Regions from separate parts of the Homo sapiens genome. Here regions 1 and 3 are each linked to region 2. A link is an interaction called in ENCODE POLR2A ChIA-PET data of the cell type or tissue named here. Cell type or tissue: Panc1. All regions are shown on one strand. Links, peaks and the distances in the headings refer to the core of each region. The heading gives the core; the rest is flanking DNA.

Region 1 (7,253 bases), core at 822-5,821, 110 kb after region 2:
CAAGTCTCAGGAAAGAGAAAAAGGTCTGCTGCAAATGTGGACAGGAGCTTAATCGATTCTTTCCACAGCCCAGAAAGAAAGGGAGAGAGAAGAAGGGCTGTGGGGAGGCAAGGGGAGAGTGGAAAGGGGGACGTGGGGGCTAGGGGGCAAGGAAGGGTAGAATTTGAACCCTGAAGTAAACTGTCTGGTGATAAGCCTGTAAAGTATTCTCCAGTGAGCACAACGTTCAGAAGGCAGTGCAGGTGGAGTGAATATGTGTCATTGGAGGGAGGGAGAAGGGGATTCAGCTGATGATAAGCCATGATTATGGTTAGACTGATAACCATTTTTTTTTAAAAAAAGGGAGTATAATGTTCGGCAAGCACTAATGTGAAAGTAGCAATCTGTGTATCTTACTTACTGTGTTTTCCAAGGGGAAAATTAAGTCCCTTTAGTTTTTGCACCGTAGGAAATGCCATATCAGGGGTGTTTTATCTTAGTTGTAATATTTCCAATAGTTCTTTTCTTGTGGTCTCCTGTATCTTGCCCTTCTTGAAATCTACACGAATGCAAATTAAAAGAGATTTGAAATGAGGCAATTGGTATTTGGCCTATAAAGATGAGCATTTTCTGCTTGTGGACGATTTTAAAGTCCATTCTGTGGGGTAGATGTACTCTTTGAATGTAAAGCTGATGATTCAGCCAGTGCCATATCATCGAGTCAGGTGTCCACTCAGGTGTAACTGGCATGGCTTGGGGAGGGAGGGGGCACGTGGAATCATGTCCTACATAGGGCTGTCCCTTCAGAGGCTGTGGTTTGGGTAGGGGTTGGTAGAGGAAGGGCACAGTGATTTGACACCTTTGGTACACCCAGTAGGAGAGAAAGGTCTGTAATCCAAGGATGGTTTTGTGGAGCTTTTCCCCAGAGGTGGACCTGACACCATGATCTCTGGGGGGGCAAGGGGCATTAGTTAACAGGACAGGAAGGGTGAATTTGAGGCTGTCTGTGCATCTTACCTGGTGGTGCTGTCATAACCAGGACAGGGCATTCAGGAGAAGTAGGTGTATTGCCTCTCCTTGCCTTAGAGTTGCATGGGTCTGGGCAGTCAGGCAGGTCTTGCCTGAGGAGAGGTTGGCTTTAGAGGCCTGGGAGGCACCAAGGCCAGTCTTCCTGCCTATTGCCCTGTTATTCTGTGCAGTTTCTCAGTGGAGAGTATCAACTTTGGAGACCGTGGATCTGGGTTTGAATCCTGGCTCCCCCATTTCCTAGTATTGTGACCTTGGGTGAGATATTGAACCTTTCTGAGTCTGTTTTCTTATTTCTAAAAGGGGTATGATGAAACAAACATTGTCAGTTTGTAGTAAAGAATAAATAGAGAACCTTTGTAAAGTGCCCAGTGCATAATGTTTTGGTAAGTTTGCTGTTGCTTTTGCTCCATCCACTGTAAGTGGTTGGGCTTACTCGTATCTAGCCTGTACAGTTGTCCCTCAGTATCCATGGGGGATTGGTTCCAAGACCCACTTGGATACCAAAATTCAAAGATGCTCAAGTTCCTGCTATAAAATGGCAAGTTGCATTTGGATATAACCTACGCACACCCTCCCAAATACTTTGTCATCTCTGCGTTACTTACAATACATAATACAATGTAAATGCAATGTAAATAGTTGTTATACTGTATTTTTGTTTTTAAAAATTGTATTATTTTTATTTTTTCAAATATAAATAATATATATTTATATATAATATATGAAATATAAATAAATAAATATTTTTTGAGATGGAGTCTCGCTCTGTGCCCAGGCAGGAGTGCAGTGGGGCGATCTCTGCTCACTGCAACCTCTGCCTCCCAGGTTCAAGTGATTCTTCTGCCTCAGCCTCCCAAGAAGCTGGGACCACAGGTGTGCGCCACCATGCCTAGCTAATTTTTGTATTTTTAGTACAGATGGAGTTTCACCATATTGGCCAGGCTGGTCTCGAAATCCTGACCTTGTGTGCCTTGGCCTCCCAAAGTGCTGGGATTATAGGCGTAAGCCACTGCACCCATCAAGGCTGGAAATCTTAAATTGAGGTATTGGCCAGTCAGTGTTCTCTCTGAAGGACCTAGAGGAGAATCCCCCCTTCCAGCTTCTGGTGGTTGACACCTATCCTTGGTGTTTCTTGTCTTGTAGGAGCCTCACTCCAGTCTCTGCCTGATATGGTTTGGCTGTGTCCCCACCCAAATCTTACACTGAACTGTAGTTTCCATAATCCCCATGTGTCATGGGCGGGACCAGGTGGGAGGTAATTGAATCATGGGGGTGGTTACCTCCATGCTGTTCTCCTGATAGTGAGTTCTCATGAGATCTGATAGTTTCATAAGGGGCTTTTCCCCCTTTTGCTCAGCACTTCTCCTTCCTGCTGCCATGTGACGAAGGACATGTTTGCTTCCTCTTCTGCCATGGTTGTAAGTTTCCTGAGGCCTCCTCAGCCCTTCAAAACCGTGAGTCAATTAAACCTTCCTCCTTTATAAATTACCCAGTCTTGGGTATGTCTTTATTAGCAGCGTGAGAACGGACTAACACACTGCCTTTGGCATCACATGGTGTTCTCGGTGGGTGTTTCTGCATGGTCTTCCCCCTGTGGGTGCCTGTCTTTCTGTATCTAAATTTCCCTTTCTTATAAGGACGCAGTCATATTGGATTAGAACCCACCCTAATGATCTTAACTTAAATATATCTGCAAGAGCTTGTTTCCAAATAAGTTCACATTCATAGGTCCTGGGGGTTAGGATGAACATATCTTTTGGGTGGGGGGAAAAATTTAACCCACAACACCCTCTTTTGCCCTCTCTAGTGGTTCCACAGCTGGTTAAGGAGATGATTTTCAGATTGACCTGTCTTCTGTGTCCTGCAGTGACCTTTACCCTCCTGGGCTAATGGAAACTTCTCCCATTGGGAGATCTATTCTTCTTTTTCCTTATTTCCTTCTGGTCTTGCCATTGGCCCAGGAGGCTCTGGCTTCCATCTAATTCACTCAGGGAGCTGTCACTCTGCACAATGGAGATAAAGGTCTCATCACTGGGCCTTTGGCTGCTCCTACATTGGGCATATGGGTCATCTTTGCAGTTGTCACATTCCTGCTGCCCTCTGGGGAAAGCCTGGTGGCTCTTGCTGAGGTGCTGGAAGCACCTCCAGGTACAAGCTGCAACACCCTCCTCCACCCTGCCAACAGCCCCTGAGGACATATTGGCCCTGCTGCTGATAGCCAAGCTAGCAACTCCTGCCACCTCATGGTCATTCTGGCCACCCCTCCCCCCAGCCCATGGTCATTTTGGCCATCCTCCCTCAACTCTGCGGTCATTCTGGCAACCCCTTCCCCAATCCCATGGTCATGCTGGCATTCCTCCCGTAACCCCATGGTCATTCTGGCAACCATCCCCCACCGCATGGTCATGCTGGTTGTGCTTCTTCCTGGACCCTTGGTGGCTACTCCTGTCCTTGCTGCATTGGTCTGTCCTGGGTCTGCAGACTTGGTTGCTGCTACACTAAGAGAGCCTGCTGCAGTGCCTGTGTCTACCTGTGCTGCCACCCCTGTTGTCCTTTGCCAGGCTTCACAGGTTTATGACTGTAGAAGAGTATGTGCTGGGGTAGCTATACTGGCTGTTCCATGAATAGAGTTTGTGTGTGGAGGTTACGTTGGTGTCCCTCCCCACAACATAACCAGAGGAGATGACTCAGACATCTCAGGGACCACGTGGAGCCTCCTGATGCCAACCTGATCCTGACCCCCTTCTCTATGGAGCTCCACAGCCTGTGCCAAGGGGAGGAGAATCAAGCAAGGCAGAGAGGTCAGGATGGAGACCAGAGAGCTCTGCTCCCATTGCTTCTTGAGATGGAGCAAATTAACGGCTTATAAATGTAATTACATTTGAGGTCATCAAATCCAATCTTCCATTCAATGTAGGAATCCCATTTATGGTCAATTCAATTTTGACTGAACAGCCCCAGTACCAGCAGAGCACCATTACAGTTCCCCAGGGAACCTCGTTGAACATGTGTATATTACATACTTGTGCTGGTATTTCTATGGGGGAGACATTCCTAGAAGTAGGACATGCACATTTTCCATTTTGACAGCTACTACTAACAAATTATGCATGTGTGCAAACACACAATGTACTGATATATGCAAATGAGTACATGGCAGTCATGGACAGGGAACTCAAAAAGAAAGGACTTTCTAATAGTTAAAAATGTCTTACAAGACATTTTACAAGTGAGTGACTTGAGAAGGTAAGTGTTCAAAAAGAAGAGCTTGGATGGTTGGGATGCTATGGGGGGATTAAGCATTGGGTAAGAGATTAGAACAGCTGACATCTAAGGTCTTAAATTCAGCCTTCTGGTACACTCTAAAAAAGCACTGAGACTCTCACCAAGGTGACATCACCCACTGGTGGCTCATTTTTTTCTGGGTCCTTCCAAATGCAATGCCTCTTTCAGGTAAGCCTCAGAGAACAACAGCTGTGTATGACCCTGAGCCCATCTCCTTGAGTGTTTGCAGAGACTTAGACTGGGCTGTGCTTGTCCTCTGCCATAGATACAGACGTCCATTGTATCCCTAGTTGGGATGGCCTGGATTTTGCTGGGACCCTCCACTAGTGGCCTCCAATGATAAAGAGTTTTTCTCAATAAATAAGGCCTTTCTGTGTATCTGAAGCAGACACTTTTGCAGGTAGCAAGAATGGCAAGTAGCAAGCTTTAAGCATAGCTACTGTTTCTTATAGCACAGGACAGGACAGGACAGGACAGAAATCTTTATAGACTTCTAGGGAAGCAGCCTGGTTAGTGCTAAGGTCTTGGAGGTCTCTGGCTTCTTCCCCTAATGGCCTGGCCACATCCAGCAGGCTTTTCACAGCCTGTGGCTGGTCAGGCCAGCAGCATGATGTTAGGTGGTGGAGGAAGGGGCTGGTGGAAGCCATGGCCACTGTTACCATTTGGATGCAGTTCTGCACATCAATCACTTCTCTTTTGCTAATCAGGATAATGTTGCTCTCAAACACTCTCCTTCCTTGGATCATTGTTGCTGAAGGCCCCCCATGGAGGGGTTGAGCATGCCTACTGCTTGGCCATCAGGAGCTGGTAATACAGTAACATAGATTCACCGTTCATGGCGCCACCTGTTTTTTGATGAGGGGAGGGGCAAACTATAGTTCTAGGGCAAGGGAGTGACTGAGACAGCTCATCTCTCTCTGGGGCCTCCACCTTGACCCCAAACTCCTACTGAGTGTTTGCATTACCCGCTACTGCCCTCTGTGACTGGTTGCTGTCACACGCCCATTGGTTCTTGCCCCCTCTCCAACCCAAGAGCTACTCTGTCAGGGTAGGACCACCACCATCTTCTTCCCCAAGTGCAGTTCAACCTCCTAGAGGACAGGCGGACTCTGTGGGGGTGGAGGAAGGGTGAGGAATACTATTATTATTATTGTGATGATTATTATAATTGTAAACCCATCCTGCTAACAGCTTTGAGTACTTTGCTGTCCATCTCCTGGATGCTCAGAGTTCTAATATTCCACCACACTTCCTTTTGTCCTTTTTTTCCCAGGGGATTGTGCTTTTCCCCCAGGTGCTGTTGAAAGATTGACAGTGAGTGACAAGGACCTAGGTGAAGGCATTTGCTACCTGGCAATTTTTTGTTCAAGAGAACCCGTTGGAGGTACATCAGTGTTAGTAGCTTGGCAAGACGGCATTAGAGAGGAAATCTCCTTGGAACATTCCACCAACTGGACTTGGAAACTTAAAATGTGAATTTCTTTTGAAATAATGTTTTAAAGGGTGATTTCTAGGCTAGTCCATAGAAAGGCTTATGTTTCTTTGGAAAAACCGTAGAAAACACTACGACTGGCGGAAGCATGCTGGCCCATTCTGCCAACACCTCAACAGCCCACATCCCTTCTGGCGAGAGTGAGTCAGACTCTAAAAGCTATGGTGCAGGGAATTGGCATTCAGACACCTGTTGGCGACTTGAGCCAGCAATTGATTGCAGTGCAGCAAGACCAGCACCTCTCTAAGGCATTTTTTTATTTGCAAGAGTTGGACATGTCGGGTATTCATTTCTTCAGGTTCTTGAGGCTCTAACTCTGACAAGTCCTGTCTGTGGTTTCCAGCCTTGCCTGTGTATTGCAGTCACCTGGGGGTGGAGGTAGGTGGAGATTCATGAGAGCATAGCTATGATTACAGAAGATGCCCATCTGGTGTACAAGCTGGTGTACAAAAGAGCTGGTTTACAAGCTTGGCTTGGTTTATATGCAGCAATTACTCAGCATGGAGCAGCCCTGGATGCACGATGTGAGCTGGTGCCTAAGATGAAGGGAAATAAGCAAGCTTATGGGTGGGTAGATCATGCCAAGGTTTATGTCAACAATGAAGTGGTGGAGAATGAGTTGCAATCTGTGGTTTGGGAAATATTGGCTTCGAAGGCCTCAGGGCAAATCAAATCATCTGGGTGTCTGGAAGAGGAGGCTGGTCTGAGATCTGGGAGAAATGAGCCCTGAATCCTTACAGGATTGTCTGAAATACTGAGCTGTAGAATTCTGCTTGGGTTTCTCCTTGGAGTCAGCCAGGGGCAGCCTGAGCCCAGAGCAGAGGTCTCAGGACGGCTTTGGGTTGGGACAGTAGGGGATACATCTGGGGGTCTGCAGCAAGGGGTTTCCTAAACTGCTTTTTCACTTAAAAGACTGCAGGGAACCTTGATTTTGTCCCTTTTTGTAGTCAGAAATTTTCCTTCTCCATTTCTGTGATTTGCCTCAGTCATTGATGTTATCCTATGGCTAGGATAGCTCGGGCTGCATTTCCTTCAGAAACAGTGAAGGCTACTCGTTCACCAGACTTGGGCTTTTTATTTCCTGCTTGTTTTATCTTACATTATAATATATAGTTTCAGGACCAGGCAGTGGCTTACACCTGTAATCCCAGCACTTTGGGAGGCCGAGTTGGGTGGATCACTTGAGGCCAGGAGTTCAAGACCAGCCTGGCTAATATGGCGAAACTCCGTCTCTACAGAATTACAAAAATAGCTGGGCGTGGTGGTGGGTGCCTGTAATCCCAGCTACTCGGGTGGCTGAGGCACAAGAATCGCTTGAATCTGGGAGGCAGAGGTTTCAGTGAGCCGAGACCATGCCATTGCACTCCAGCCTAGGTGACACAGCAAGACTCCATCTCTTTCTCTCTCTCTGTCTCTCTCTCTATATATGTAATATATATAAAATATATAATATATAATATAAATTATA
Region 2 (7,253 bases), core at 1,145-6,144:
AGTCCCTTTCTCTTTATTCCCATGGCCACCAAACCATTCCAGGCTGCTATCATCTCTTCTCGAGATGTGGAGTGATCTTGGCTCCTCACTATCATACTCCCTTATGTGGTCCTTTGTACTGACCTGAGCAATAATGATGCTGAAGGCCCCACTGTTCGCTGCCAGCCCACAGAGAAGAAGTCTATGCCAGAGAACGAGTGACCAGAAGAGGCTATGCTCACAGAAGTCAGAGAAGCAGAGTCTTCAGGAAGGGAGAACATCGGTGTCCACCAAGCAGAGATACCTCATGAGATAGATTGAAGTGTGGCCCCTGGATTTCAGAAATGGATGTCATCTGTCCATGGAGGAGTAGGGTAAGAAGCTGCATTGCAGTAGGCTGAAGGGTGTCCTTGGAAGCCTAGAAACTGACAGTAGCTATAGATGACTTCTAGAAGATGAGCTGAAATAAGAATGTGAAACAAACTCAACCACTAGGAATCAAATCCAAATTAAAAGGAGACACCATTTCACCTCTTAAATTGGCAGAAAAATACTTTTAATAATACTTGATAATGAGGATGTCAAGAAAGGAATATGACTTGTTACAAGCATTCCAAATGGGATTTTATGGTAGGTTTCAAGAGCAATAGATTTTTGCCCATTCTTTGCCATAGTAATCCCAGCTCAACTCAGTCTATTTAAGTAATTACTGATAGATGCAAAGATTTTAGACACAAGAATGTTTATCACAGTGTTCTTTTTAATATTTAAAATTGAAAACCTATAAATTATTGTCTATCCAAACCAAAAGCAGCAACTAAAAATGGGTAATGAACTAGAAATATGATGTGTTTTTAGTGAAAAAAGCAGGTTACAAAACATTCTTTTCTAAATTATGTATGTACAGCCTGATGTCATTATTGTTTTTGTTTTTTTGAGACTGGGTCTTGCTCTGTCATCCAGGCTGGAGTACAGTGGCATGATCATGGCTCACTGCAGCCTCGACCTCCCAGGTTCAAGCGATCCTCCCACCCTCACTCTCCTGAGTAGCTGAGCCTACAGGCATGTACCACCAGGCCCAGCTAATTTTAAGTTTTTTTTTTTTTTTTAGAGTTGAGGTCTTGCTATGTTGCTCATGCTGGTCTCAAATTCCTGGCATCAAATGATCCTCCCACCTCAGCCTCCCGAAGTGCTGGGATTACAGGCGTGAGCCATGGCACCTGTCCTCATTTTTTATTTTTAATAAAACATGTAAAGATTGGATGGCTATCAGAGTCAATATGGTTATGGGGGTATAATATGGATGATGTATTTTTTTTTATGTTACCCAGGTTTGTTATATGGTATATAGCATGATGCTGAGGTTTGGGGTGTGAATGATTATATCACTCAGGCACTAAGCATTGTACCCAGAAGGTAGGTTTTCAGCCCTTGACTCACTCCCTCTCTCTTCCATCTAGTAGTCCCCAATAAATACATATTTATTGAGTCTTCTGGGTCCACTGAGGACACAATCATGAAAAAGAAAACTATGTCCCCATCCTGGAGGTGTTTACATTCTGGTGACAAAACTAATTGAAGCAGTTCTGATTGATGTTTTGAGAGCTTATGATAAGGTATGAAGGACTTTTTTTCCTTTTAGTTTTGAAATTTTCTGTAATGAACATATACACTGGTTTCATAGCCCTTTTGTTTCTTTTTTCTTTCTTTTGTATTTAAAGAAGCTTGGCAGAGGCCGGGCATGGTGGCTCACACCTGTAATCCCAGCACTTTGGGAGGCTGAGGCAGGTGGATCACTTGAGGTCAGGAGTTGAAGACCAGCCTGGCCAACATGTGAAACCCTGTCTCTACTAAAAATAACAAAAATTAGCTGGGCGTCATGGCACACTCCTGTAATCCCAGCTACTTGGGAGGCTGAGGCAGGAGGGTCACTTGAGCCCAGGAGCTGGAGGTTGCAGTGAGCCAAGACTGTGCCACCACTCAACAGAGTGAGACTCCGTCTCAAAAAAAAAAAAAAAAAAAAAAAAAAAAAAAGCTTGTCAGAGAAATAAATGAGAAATTAAAAGATGGTAAGTGGAGGCCCCAGAGTGAAGGGAAGTGTTTTTGGTTTTAGGAATAGGAGAGTCTAGTGTGTTTAGAGGTTTAGGGGAAGGATCCAGGAGAGGCAGCAGAGAACTGAAGGGTGTATGTGTGTGTGGAGCAGGGAGGTGGGGGTGGTGAGGGTGGGAGATGGAGGGGAGAAGGAGCCCAGATAAATTTAGCTTCCACCAGGAGCAGGATGCCTCTTCCTCTGCTGGTGCTATAGGAAGGTTGCCAATGGGCCGGGTGCGGTGGCTCATGCCTGTAATCCTAGCACTTTGAGAGCCCAAGGTAGGTGTATCACGAGGTCAGGAGTTCAAGACCAGCCTGGCCAGTATGGTGAAACCCTGTCTCTACTAAGAAAATACAAAAATTGGCCAGTGACGGTGGCTCGCACCTGTAATCCCAGCACTTTGGGAGGCCGAGGCGCGTAGATCAGGAGGTCAGGAGGTCAGGATTTCAAGACCAGCCTGGCCAAGATGGTGAAACCCCATCTCTACTAAAAATACAAAAATTAGCTGGGCATGGTGGCTCGCGCCTGTAGTCCCATCTACTCAGGAGGCTGAGGCAGGAGAATCGCTTGAACCCGGGAGGTGGAGGTTGCAGTGAGCCGAGATCGTGCCACTGCACTCCAGCCTGAGAGACAGAGTGAGACTCTGTCAAAAAAGAAAAATTGCCAGTGGAGATAAAGGTGTCCATTTGGGTAGGTCAGGAAGCTGTGGTATTCATGCCTCATGGCCTTCATTTTCTTAGAGCGTAGGGTAAAATCATGCCATTTTTTGCCTCTGTGCCTCATAAGTTTGTACTCCTTCCTCCTTTAAAAATCAGCTGTAAGAGCTGGATGTGCTGTAAGGGCTGGACGTGGTGGCACATGCCTGTAGTTCCTACTTGGGAAGCTGAGATGGGAGGACCACTTGAGTCCGGGAGGTTGAGGCTGCAGTGAGCTATGATTGCACCACTGCTCTCCAGCCTGGGTGACAGAGCAACACCTTGTCTCTTGGGAAAAAAAAAAAAAAAAAAAATCAGCTCCAGACCCCTGCCTTTGTGAACCTTTTCTTGAAGGAAAGAGTGTGGGTTGGGGCCACTTCCAGTGGAATCACCAGGAGGGGAGTGGAGGGAGGAGGGAAGGTGCTCAGAATAAACATTCAATGTCCCTGAGCATTCCTAGATCAACCGGATCAGGATCTCTGAAGGATGGGGCTCAAAGATTGGCATTTGAAAGAACACCCGTGGGGATCCTGATGGTGCAATAAAGTTGTAGAACCACCTCACTAAGTGCTCCCAATTCCTTTTACAATTCTCTATTATTGCAATTTAATCCTTTCACTTCCCCCACTGGGCTGCCCTTGGGCAGGAGTAGGTGTCTTTGTTTACATACTTGTAGCACAGCCCTGCAGTTGGCTATCATAGTGGGCTTTGGGTGCTTATTTGTGAAATGAATGATGTGTACAAAACTGGAACCCAGATGTCCTGATTCCCAGACTCATAATTTGCTCTATCACATTTTATCTCTAGAAGCTGCTGAATTCCTCAGGAAGGCATTTCCTGGTCCAACTGTGCCTAAAACTCATATGCCAATTTAAAAAGCACAAATCCACATAGAAAGATTCTCTGAAGAAGGAGACAGTGTATGGGGGATTGGTTGCTCTAAGGAAGATTAGAAAATGAGGTCACCTGAAAGTGAAGGGAGCGGGATGCACACAAAGTAACAAGCCCCTGGAGCAGGTCTGTTCCAAGTGTGTCACCCAGGTCTCCCCCAAAAACCATCAAGGAGTTAGAAACATACTGTGGAAAAGATCCCTAGAATGTAACAGTTAAGAAGCTGGATGCTCAGGAGGTAATGAGTCATAGAATGCTTGTGTGTGGACTGCATGGAATCCAGAAAAGGGGAAGCCATAGGTTAGAAATTATAGCGTCTCAGCTGGGCACGGTGGCTCACGCCTGTAATCCTAGCTCTTTGGGAGGCTGAGGTGGGTGGATCACCTGAGGTCAGGAGTTCGAGACCAGCCTAGCCAACATGGCTTCACCGTCTCTACTGAAAATACAAAAATTAGCCAGCGTGGTGGCGGACGCCTATAATCCCAGCTATTCAGGAGACTGAGGCAGGAGAATCGCCTGAACCCGGTGGGGTGGAGGTTGCAGTGAGCCAAGATCGCGCCACTTCATTCCAGCCTGGGTGAAAAAGCAAAACTCTTGTCTCAAAAAAAAAAAAAAAAAAGAAGAAGCAATTAGAATTTATAGAGTTGTTGTAATATCCAAAGGTATAGATGCTCTGATACCACTGGGTAGTGCTGTTAATTTAGAAAGAACTGGTCCAAAAGAATGCGAATTCATCTTAGGAGAAATGGGTGTTTCCACTAAGAACAGCTCATCCCTTTTCTTTAATCATTTAGTAACTCTTTATAGATTACCTCCAATGTGTCAGGGGCTGTATTCACTGTGTCTTGCCGGAGATATGACAGTGGGCAAAACAGGTACAGGACGTACCCTTGAGAACTCACAGTATTATTCTTGTTTATTCATCAGGTTTCTAACCTGTAATTTGATATGCTTTGTGGATTTGCCTGGCACTCTGAGCAAATGACCAAAACCAATTATTCTGCCAGGTAGGCCTCTGTTCTCACGTTAATAACATTCTAGTTGTGAGTCATTTATGACTTCGATGAGAGAGTATAAAACAAACAGTTCCATTAGGGGTTGGTTTTTCCCTGGACAAATGGGTACAGAGCTGGGCCTGCTGATGAGCTCAGCAAGAAGTCCCCACCCTGGGAAGCCCTGCCAACTGCCAGCACCTTGTATTCAGCAGGCTCTCAGCCACACACAGGCTAAGTCACAGCCCCTGGCCCCATTAGGAATGTGTGTATCCTTTCCTGCCTGAATGGCCCACTGAGAGGTCGTTGGGAAAATTCTTGGAGCGTCGGATTCCTGGATGTCTTGAATTCCAAAGAGCTTGAATCAGCACAAAGCTTAGGGCCCAGGGCTGTATTTTAAAGGAAGACGCAGCAGGGGCAGGTGATGGTAAATAGAGGAGAGTGAACATGGCGGGAACAGACTTCAGGCTGCACCTGTGACTGAGGACAGCCCCCAAATTCTTAGTTCTGAGAGAAACCCCTGAGGGCCAAAAACAGCATGCTCAGTTCCTGGTAATTCCTTAAAAACAGGCTTCTATCAGACCTGGCTCTAAAAAAACATTCACTCAGGCTGGATCCAGGTTTGGGGCCCTGAGGCTTATATATTTGGTACAGGCAACTCTTAAGAAAGAAGTGCAAAATTAGATATAGGGCTTGGAAGCCCTGTTTGAGGAAGCCAGGGACCCTGAAGTGTAAGCTTCAGTAGTTTCACAGTAAATCCACCTATGTGTTCATGCTGGAGAGTAAAAATATCCCATGTCTGTGATCCCAAAGGATCAGAGGGCTCTCTGGATGCTTAGAGGAAGGAAGGAAGCAGGGATGAGAGCAACTTCAATGTTTTAATTCATTGATCTTATTAATAAATCACATTCCCAGCCGGGCGCGGTGGCTCATGCCTGTAATCCCAACACTTTGGGAGGCCGAGGCGGGCGGATCACAAGGTCAGGAGATCGAGACCATCCCGGCTAACATGCTGAAACCCCGTCTCTACTAAAAATACAAAAAAAAAAAAAAAAAAAAAATTAGCCGGGCGGGGTGGTGGGTGCCTGTAGTCCCAGCTACTGGCTGAGCCTGGAGATTGGCATGAACCCAGGAGGCGGAGCTCGCAGTGAGCCATGATCGCGCCACTGCACTCCAGCCTGGGCGACAGAGCGAGACTCCGTCTCAAAAAATAAAAATAAAAAATAAATCACATTCCCTTTTCTTCATCCCTTACATTCAGTTAAAGGTTTAAATGCTAGACTTGGCCAGGCATGGTGACACACGCCTGTAATCCCAGCACTTTGGGAAGCCAAGGCGGGTGGATCACTTGAGCCAGGACTTCGAGACCAGCCTGGGCAACATGGCGAAACCCCATCTCTACAAAAAAAAAAATACAAAAAAATTAACCTGGTGTGGTGCTGCATGTCTGTAGTCGCAGCTACTTGGTAGGCTAAGGCGGGAGGACCACTTGAGCCCAGGAGGTCGAGGCTGCAGTGAGCCATGATTGTGTCACCGCACAACAGCCTGGATGACAGAGCAAGACCCTGTCTCAAAAAAAAAAAAGTAGATTCTGAGCTACTCGAGGACAGCAATCATATCTTATTTGTCTTTGAATCCCAAGTACTTTGCAAATAGCATTTGTTGAATGGATGAATGAATGAGTGAGTGAGTGAGTGAGTGAGTGAGTGAGTGAGTGAGTGAATTCTCCCAGGAACTGAGACCTGATAGTCATATATTCCCCTCTCCCTTCCTCTTGACTGCTCCGGCAGGTGGCATAGACTAATCATGAACTCTGGAGTAAGACCTGAGTTGAATCCCAGCTTTGCCACATACCATCAGGGTGACCCTGGGAAAGTTACCCAACATCTCTCAGCCTCAGTTTCTTTAGAAGGGAGCCAATAATACTTCCCCTCAAGGTTGCAGTGAGAATCAGTAATAAAGTGCCTGGTATGTCACAGTTCTCAACAAATGTTGACTATTGTATTATTACTTTAGGTCTGGGGTAGGCAAACCAGGCCATGGGCCAAATCTGGCCCCCCGCCACCATTTTTGTAAATAAAGTTTTATTGGAACACAGGGAACACAGTCATGCCTATTTGTTACTTTTTTTTTTTTTTAAACAGAGTCTCTGTCATCCAGGCTGGATTGCAGGGGTGCCGTCTCAGCTTACTGCAACCTCCACCTCCCGGGTTCAAGCAATTCTTCTGCCTCAGCCTCCTGAGTAGCTGGGATTATAGGCATGCACCACCAGGCCTAGCTAATTTTTCTTTTTTTTTTTTTTTTCTTTTTTTGCAATGGAGTTTCGCTCTTGTTGCCCAGGCTGGAGTGCAATGGCACGATCTCGGCTCACCACAACCTCTGCCTCCTGGGTTCAAGCAATTCTTCTGCCTCAGCCTCCTGAGTAGCTGGAACTACAAGCGCATGCCACCATGCCCAGCTTATTTTGGTATTTTTAGTAGAGACAGGGTTTCACCATATTGTCCAGGCTGGTCTCAAACTCCTGACCTCAGGTGATCTGCCCACCTCAGCCTCCCAAAGTGCTGGGATTACAGGTGTGAGCCACCGCGCCCAGCCCTAATTTTG
Region 3 (7,253 bases), core at 947-5,946, 120 kb before region 2:
GCTACCTGGGAGGCTGAGGCAGGAGAATGGCATGAACCCAGGAGGTGGAGCTTGCAGTGAGCTGAGATCCAGCCACTGCACTCCAGTCTGGGCAACAGAGTGAGACTCCGTCTCAAAAAAAAAACAAAAAACAAAAAAACAAAAAACTATTAAACAAAAAAGAAGCCAGGACTTTATGATTTTGAAAGTTTGCAGTCTCTCTAGATGGCAAACTATATGAAAGTTAAGAAATGGCTTCTTGGCTGGGTGCAGTGACTCACGCCTATAATTCCTATAGTTTGGGAGGCTGAGGCAGGAGGGTTGCTTGAGCCCAGAGGTTCAAGACCAGCCTTGGCAACATAGTGAGACCCCTGTCTCTACAAAAATAAAAAAAATTAGCTGGGTATGGTGGTGCATACCTGTAGTCCTAGTACTACAGAGGCTAAGGTGGCAGGATCACTTGAGCCTGAGAGGTTGAGGCTGCAGTGAGTCAAGATTGTGCCACTGCATTCCAGCCTGGGCAACAGAGTGAGACCCCATTTCTTTCTTTCTTTCTTTTTTTTTTTTGAGACAGAGTCTCGCTCTCTGCTGCCCAGGCTGGAGTGCAGTGGCGCAATCTCGGCTCACTGCAAGCTCCGCCTCCCGGGTTCATGCCATCCTCCTGCCTCAGCCTCCCCAGTAGCTGGGACTACAGGCGCCCGCCACCATGGCCGGCTAATTTGTTCTGTATTTTTAGTAGAGACGGGGTTTCACTATGTTAGCCAGGATGGTCGAGTGAGACCCCATTTCTAAAAAGAAAAAAAGTATTACTTCTGGGCACTGGCAGAAAAACATGGTCTGGTAATAAAATAAAGGCAAGAGTGTGACTCTACAACCTTTCATTAAGACTCAGGGCCGGGCGCGGTGGCTCACGCCTGTGATCCCAGCACTTTGGGAGGCCGAGGCGGTTGGATCACGAAGTTAGGAGATTGAGACCATCCTGGCTAACACGGTGAAACCCCGTCTGTACTGAAAATACAAAAAAATTAGCGGGGCGTGGTGGCGGGCGCCTGTAGTCCCAGCTACTCAGGAGGCTGAGGCAGGAGAATGCTGTGAACCCGGGAGGTGGAGCTTGCAGGGAGCAGAGATCGCGCCACTGCACTCCAGGCTGGGCGACACAGCAAGACTCCATCTCAAAAAGAAAACAACAACAACAAAAAACTCAGAAAGACCAAAGAATCAGAGTATTACTCAGTCACATATGGGGCTCTTTCAGGAGAATTAGGGTGTCCCTCCCTGATTCTTTCCAATAAAACAATAGGCCCTCCAGAAAGTTTAAGAGCATCGGCCCCCAGCAGTAGCCCAAGACTTTTGACAAATAGAGTGAACCCTGGTGAGATTCACAGAAAATGCACAAAGTTTTTGAGAAAATTATCTAAGCAGAAATACTGCCAGTTTGGGCTGAAAGGGACCAAGATGTACAAAATGAAAGAAGTCTATTGGACCTCCAACATTTTACTGGAAGGAAACAGGCTGAGAAAACCATTCAGGTGCAAAGGATTGTTACCTTTTATGATAAAGGAGGGATGGCTCAGAGGCCGAGCCAAGAGCCTAAAAGATGCAGCCAAAAGTCATGGAGAATTATTCCTAAGTCTTGAAACCTCATCAAGGAACTCCCAATATTTTAGTCAGCTGGATTTGAGAATTTTTGTGGACCAGTGGTTTTCTTACCTCTCATTTTCCCAATTTTTGAGCAGGAATCTCTACAGCTGTGATCCATGTCTGTCCCACCACTGCATGTCAGGTGGATTGGTGCAGGGCAGACATCTGGTCTCTTTGGTTTCATGAATCCACAGATGGAGAGGAAACACACTTGAAAGTTGGAGCTACACCCCAGGCGCTCCCATCACAGCTGGACCTGATTGAGATGATGATGCGGAACTGGACTTTCAGCTGATGCTGAAATGGAAGGAGAATTTAGGGCACCTTGGGAAGGAGTTAATGCGTTTTGTCTGTGAGGGAGTTCTGAATCTTTGGGGGCCAAAGAGTGGACTGTGGTAGGCAGCTTTTGAGAGGGCCCTCTATGTCCTCACCTCTGAGTGTTCATAAGTGTGATGTAATTCCCTCTCCTTGAGCTGCTGGACTTAATGAGCCTTCCTGAAACCAAGGGCACAGACTTGAGGCCCTCCAGACCTGGGTCCTGTGGTTCAATGCATGGCCCTGTAGCTGCAGGTTCCCGGAGAAGGGCGGATGGCAGAGCAGACTGTGACATCTCCAGGTGGCTCCTGAGCACCTGCTCTGCTCTCCTTCCCCTCCAGGCTCTCTGATTTTGGCTGCTTGGCTGCTCGCCATCTTCCAGGCTCTACGCTCATCCTGTGAGGGCATGAACTGATCTGTGCTTCGCCTGCAAGCTCTATTCTCTCCCCCAGACACCTCACACTCTGTGGGGACCCTGGAGAGAAAGGTAGCCTTGGGCTTCTTGGAAGTGCCAGGAAAGGAAAACAATCCAACAGTTTAGGGGCCCCACTTCTCATTGGAGCTGGAGACACTCATCCCCTAGGAAATGCTGGTCCTTAATCACTGCCCTCCTGAACAGACCTGCTGCTGCTATGCCCAGCATCTTTGCTCACCAGCCTCGTCCTAATATGAAGGCCGAAGGCACATTTGGGCTGTGCCAGGAGCCAGGGTGATTGACAGCTGGAGCTCCTAGTGGGGCTCATTAAGGGAAGCTGGGTGGGGCCTAGGGGAGCTCACTCTCCCCTGCCAGCCCCAGACCCAGGCGATGAGCTGGGAGGGGGCAGGAGAGGGGGTCAGATCAGCCAAGCTGGATGTCCTCTGCAGCCTGCCAGCTTGAGGCCCCAGCTGTGCCCACTGCCGAGGGCCAGGCTCTGCTCCTGAAGGCCCAACAGCCAGCCTGGAATATTCATAAGTGCCAAAGCCTCCCACCCCTGGGCCTCTGGGCTTCCTTAGACCCCCCCTGGAACATGCCCTTCATGGCTTTTCGTTCTAGAGACATCACAAGTTACTACGCACTACTCCCAATGCTGCCTCCTCCCTGTCCAAGTCCTCGCTTTCCATAATTTCCCAGTCTTGCAACACACACTGGGCCTGCCTGTCATTTTGATTTGCAAATTGAATCTCCCAAGAGCTAGTTATAATATGCAACATTATAAACCAGAAGTAAACTTCTCTATGTCTAACAAGGGCTACTGGAGAGACTTCTTTCTGTTTATACCCTTTTATCTTGTTTAAATATTTTTGTGTCTTTTTAGTTCCTTTCAAAATCAGGAAAAACAAGAGATATTTCCTTTTTAGAAGGAGAAAAAGCCCATTATTTCCCCTCCTGGTGGTAAAGAGCAAGGACCCTACAACCAGGCTGATTGTGTTTGAATCCCTATCCTGGGTGATCTTGGGCAAGTCACTTAACCTCTCTGTGCCTTAGCGTTCTCATGTGTAAAATGGAGTTAATAATTCCTTCCTGAGGGTTGTGAGGATTAAATGCATTAGTGTATATAAAACGCTTACTGATACATAGCAAATCTTTTTTTTTTTTTTTTTTGAGATGGAGTCTCGCTCTATTGCCCAGGCTGGAGTGCAGTGGCGCGATCTTGGCTCACTGCAACCTCCATCTCCTGGGTTCAAGCGATTCTCCTGCCTCAGCCTCCCAAGTAGCTGGGATTACAGGCGTGTGCCACCATGCCTGGCTAATTTTTGTATTTTTAGTAGAGACGGGGTTTCACCATGTTGGCCAGGCTGGTCTCCTGACCTCGTGATCTGCCCGTCTCGGCCTCCCAAAGTGCTGGGATTATAGGCATGAGCCATCGCACCCAGCCGATACACAGTAAATCTTAAATAAATATTTGTTAAATAAAATTTAAAACTCAGCTGCCTGAGAAAGGAGGCCAGTGAGTCGTAAGGTCCAGTGGCTCCCATCTCAGCCCCTGCCTCCATCTCTTCCTACGCATTTCCGACCACAGGGTCCAGATGTGAGAATTTGTGCTGGTTTCAGTTCCTACTCCAAGCTATTGGCCCAGGACACTGCCCAACTCCGAGGCTCCTGGGCAGGTCCTGTGCACTTTCAGCCACCTGTGTCCTCTGCCTGTAAGCTCCATCCTGAGGACAAGCAGAGCCTGTGGACAGGCCATGCACACCCCAGCTGCCCTCCCATCTGACTTCCCAGTGTACTGAATCCTTCCCTGGGCCACCTTAAGGCCCTAGGACCCTGACTGCAGCTTGCCTGGTCCTCCAACAGCACCACACAGGCCTGTAGCTCCACAAGCTGTGCTGACCTCTTGCCATGGGCCATGGTCTAGGACCAAGTCCCAGGCTTCCCTCTCTGGGTGCAAAGTCCTCTCCCTGCCGGTGAAGTCTGCGGTTCCCTCCCAAGGACCCAATCTCTGTCATCATCCTTTCTCAGCCCTGCCCTGCTTCTCTTGGGACAGAGACGAACTTGAAGATTCTTAAGGATTCAGTTGTCACTAGTGAAGAATCAGGCTGGGCTCAGGCTGCAAAGACTGCTTTCTGGTATGACCAGGGAGGGGGACTGCGGGCAGAGCCAGGGGCAGTGAAAGGGGATGTGTAATGGTAAGGGGTCTTCCTCATAGAAGAAGAGGCAGGGCTGGGGTCACATGAAGGCCAGAGTTTGGGAACAAGACAGCCAAGAGAGAGAAGACAGCTAGCTAGATAGAGTACTTCCTTGTGATGCTTTCTGTCTGAGCATCAGGGCTATTCTAGAGATGGTTTCCGAAAGGAGCATCTGTTCATCTGTTTAACTAGTGTCCTGGGGCAATGATCAACCTCTCTGACCTTTAGTCTCTTTATCTGTAGGATGGGATGATAATGCCTTCCTCAAAGACTTGTCAGGAAGATCCCATGAGATATTGTGGTGGTGACTGCAAAGCGTTTAGTACCTTGCCTGGCATGATAAATCTTAAACATGAATGCTGGGACTGGACCTGGTGACTTACGCCTGTAATCCCAGCATTTTGGGAGGCCAGGTGGGAGAATTGCTTGAGACCAGGAGTTTGAGACCAGCCTGGGCAGCATAGTGAGACCCTGTCTGTAATAAACAAACAAGTAAATTTAAAAAATGCTGAAAAGCCTTCTTGACTGTTATTAACAAGGTCTGTCTTGGGAGGTGGGTCCTAGAATAAGAGCCTGACTATGGGTGAGGGGTCGCAGGCCAGATCATAAAATGACAGGAGGCGTGAGGTGAGCCTGGCAATGATGGCAGCTATATTCTCCCGACATTAATTCCCCAAGAAGTTATCTACTCCCAAATTCTATTTTCTGTCTTTTTTTTTTTTTTTTTTAATCACAACTTAAAGAAACCCTAAGCCTGAAATGGGACCAGAGATAACAGGTTCCACAAGCCTGGTTCGTACCTGGCGCTCATAACAGTGCTGTGGCGGGCTGTTCTGTCTGTGTGGAATGGCCCTGTCTCCCTCCCCAGGAAGGACCAGGGCATAGCTTGGGGTACCACTAAAAAGCAAATTCATAAAGACGGAAAGTATAATACAAGTTACCAGGGGCTGAGGGGAGGGGATAACAGGGAGTTATTTTTTAATGGGTACAGAGTTTCTGTTTGCGATGATGAAAAAGTTCTGGAAATGGATAGTGATGGTTGGATAACATTGTAATACCATTAAACTGTACACTTAAAAATGGTTAAAATGGTCAGGCACAGTGGCTCACGCATGTAATCCCAGCACTTTGGGGGGCCAAGGCGGGTGGATCACAGGAGGTCGGGAGTTCGAGACCAGCCTGACCAACACAGTGAAACCCCATCTCTACTAAATACAAAACATTAGCCGGGTGTGGTGGTGCACCCCTATAATCCCCACTACTTGGGAGGCTGAGATAGGAGAATAGCTTGAACTCGGGAGGCGGAGGTTGCAGTGAGCTGAGATTGTGCCACTGCACTCCAGCCTGGGCAACAACAGTGAAACTCCATCTCAAAAAATAAAAATAAATAAATAAATGGTTAAAATGGTCAATGTTATGTTATGTATAGAAACATATGTGTATGCATATACACATTTTTCTCAAGTGCATATAGATCATTCTCCAGGATAGACCTCTGCTAGGCCACAAAAGAAGTCTTAATAAATTTTAAAAGATTGAATTATCATACAATATATCTTTTCTGAATACAATGGAATAAAAATAAGAATGAATCACAGAAAGAAAACTGAAAAAGTCACGAATATGTGGAAATTAAACTTACTCTTAACCAATGGTTGTTTAAGAAGAAATCACTTGGGAGTTGCTCTGAACCTGTTCTGGTTCGGGGGGTGCCCAGAAAAAAAAAAGAAGAAATCACAAAGGAAATTTAAAAATACTTAGAGATGAATGAAAAATATAAAAACAGGCTGGATGTAGTGGCTCACACCTGTAGTCCCAGCACTTTGGGAGGCCGAGGTGGTGGATTGCTTGAGCTCAGGAGTGCAAGACCAGCCTGAGCAATATAGTGAAACCCATCTCTACCAAAAATACAAAAAATTAGCCGGGCGTGGTGGCACATGCCTGTAGACCCAGCTACTGAGGAGGCTGAGGTAGGAGGACTGCTTGAGCCTGGGAGGGGGAGTTTGTAGTGAGTCAAGATCTTGTCACTACACTCCAGCCTGGGTAACAGAATAAGATCCTGACTCCAAAAACAAACAAACAACAACAAAATATATATATATATATAAACAATACATCAAAACTTATGAAATGCAGTGTTTTGAGGGAAATTTATAATAGTTAATGACCTCATTAAAAAAGAAGAAAGATCTCAAATTAATAACCTAGCCCAACTTTTCAAGAAACTTAGAAAAAGAAGAGCAAACTAAACCCAATGCTAGCATAAGAAATTAATAATAAAAAAATGGAGATAAATGAAATCGAGAATGGAAAAACAATAGAGAGAACCACTAAAACCAAGATTGGTTCTTTAAAAGATCAACAAAACTGGCAAACCTTTAGCTACACCAACAAAGAAAAAAGATAGAGGATGCAAATAACTAAAATCAGGAACAAAAGTGTGGGTATTACTACTGACTTTACAAAACTAAAAAGGATCATAAGAAAATACTATGAATAATTGTACACTAATAAGTTAAATAACCTTGGTAAAATGGGCAAATTCTTTGAAAAACACAAACTACCACACTTACTCAGAAGACATAAAACATCTGAACAGACCTATAACAATTAAAGGGATTGAATTAATAATCAAAAACTTCCAAACAAAGAAAAGTCCAGGGCCAGATAGCTTCACTGGTGAATTCTACAAATACAGAGAAACTAATGCC

Evidence for each region. ChIA-PET counts read pairs that join two places held together with the same protein. Peaks named below come from ENCODE experiments on the same cell type or tissue, not always from the same donor. Only the 100,000 strongest peaks of a DNase experiment are listed, where the experiment ranks them.
Region 1: POLR2A ChIA-PET joins it to region 2 with 9 read pairs; 6 of 35 experiments call an interaction of 5 or more read pairs at or near these places.
Region 3: POLR2A ChIA-PET joins it to region 2 with 7 read pairs; 4 of 35 experiments call an interaction of 5 or more read pairs at or near these places.

What each region holds. Positions count from the first base shown.
Region 1 is chr2:84,848,523-84,855,775 of GRCh38, reverse strand. The region is part of intron 2 of TRABD2A (TraB domain containing 2A); the gene reads left to right. Among named protein-coding and RNA genes, the nearest start is that of TRABD2A, 29 kb to the left of the region's middle. In Panc1, for the core only: no CTCF peak of the experiment used is centred there; no DNase peak of the experiment used is centred there.
Region 2 is chr2:84,956,016-84,963,268 of GRCh38, reverse strand. No RefSeq gene overlaps it. Among named protein-coding and RNA genes, the nearest start is that of KCMF1, 12 kb to the left of the region's middle. RefSeq lists enhancers at 2,740-3,429, 3,430-4,119, 4,120-4,810, 4,811-5,499 and a silencer at 4,829-5,123. In Panc1, for the core only: no CTCF peak of the experiment used is centred there; DNase peaks (open chromatin) are centred at 3,678 and 4,788; H3K4me3 peaks cover 1,397 bases; H3K27ac peaks cover 4,876 bases.
Region 3 is chr2:85,073,791-85,081,043 of GRCh38, reverse strand. No RefSeq gene overlaps it. Among named protein-coding and RNA genes, the nearest start is that of LINC01964, 10 kb to the right of the region's middle. RefSeq lists enhancers at 2,259-2,758, 2,759-3,260. In Panc1, for the core only: no CTCF peak of the experiment used is centred there; no DNase peak of the experiment used is centred there.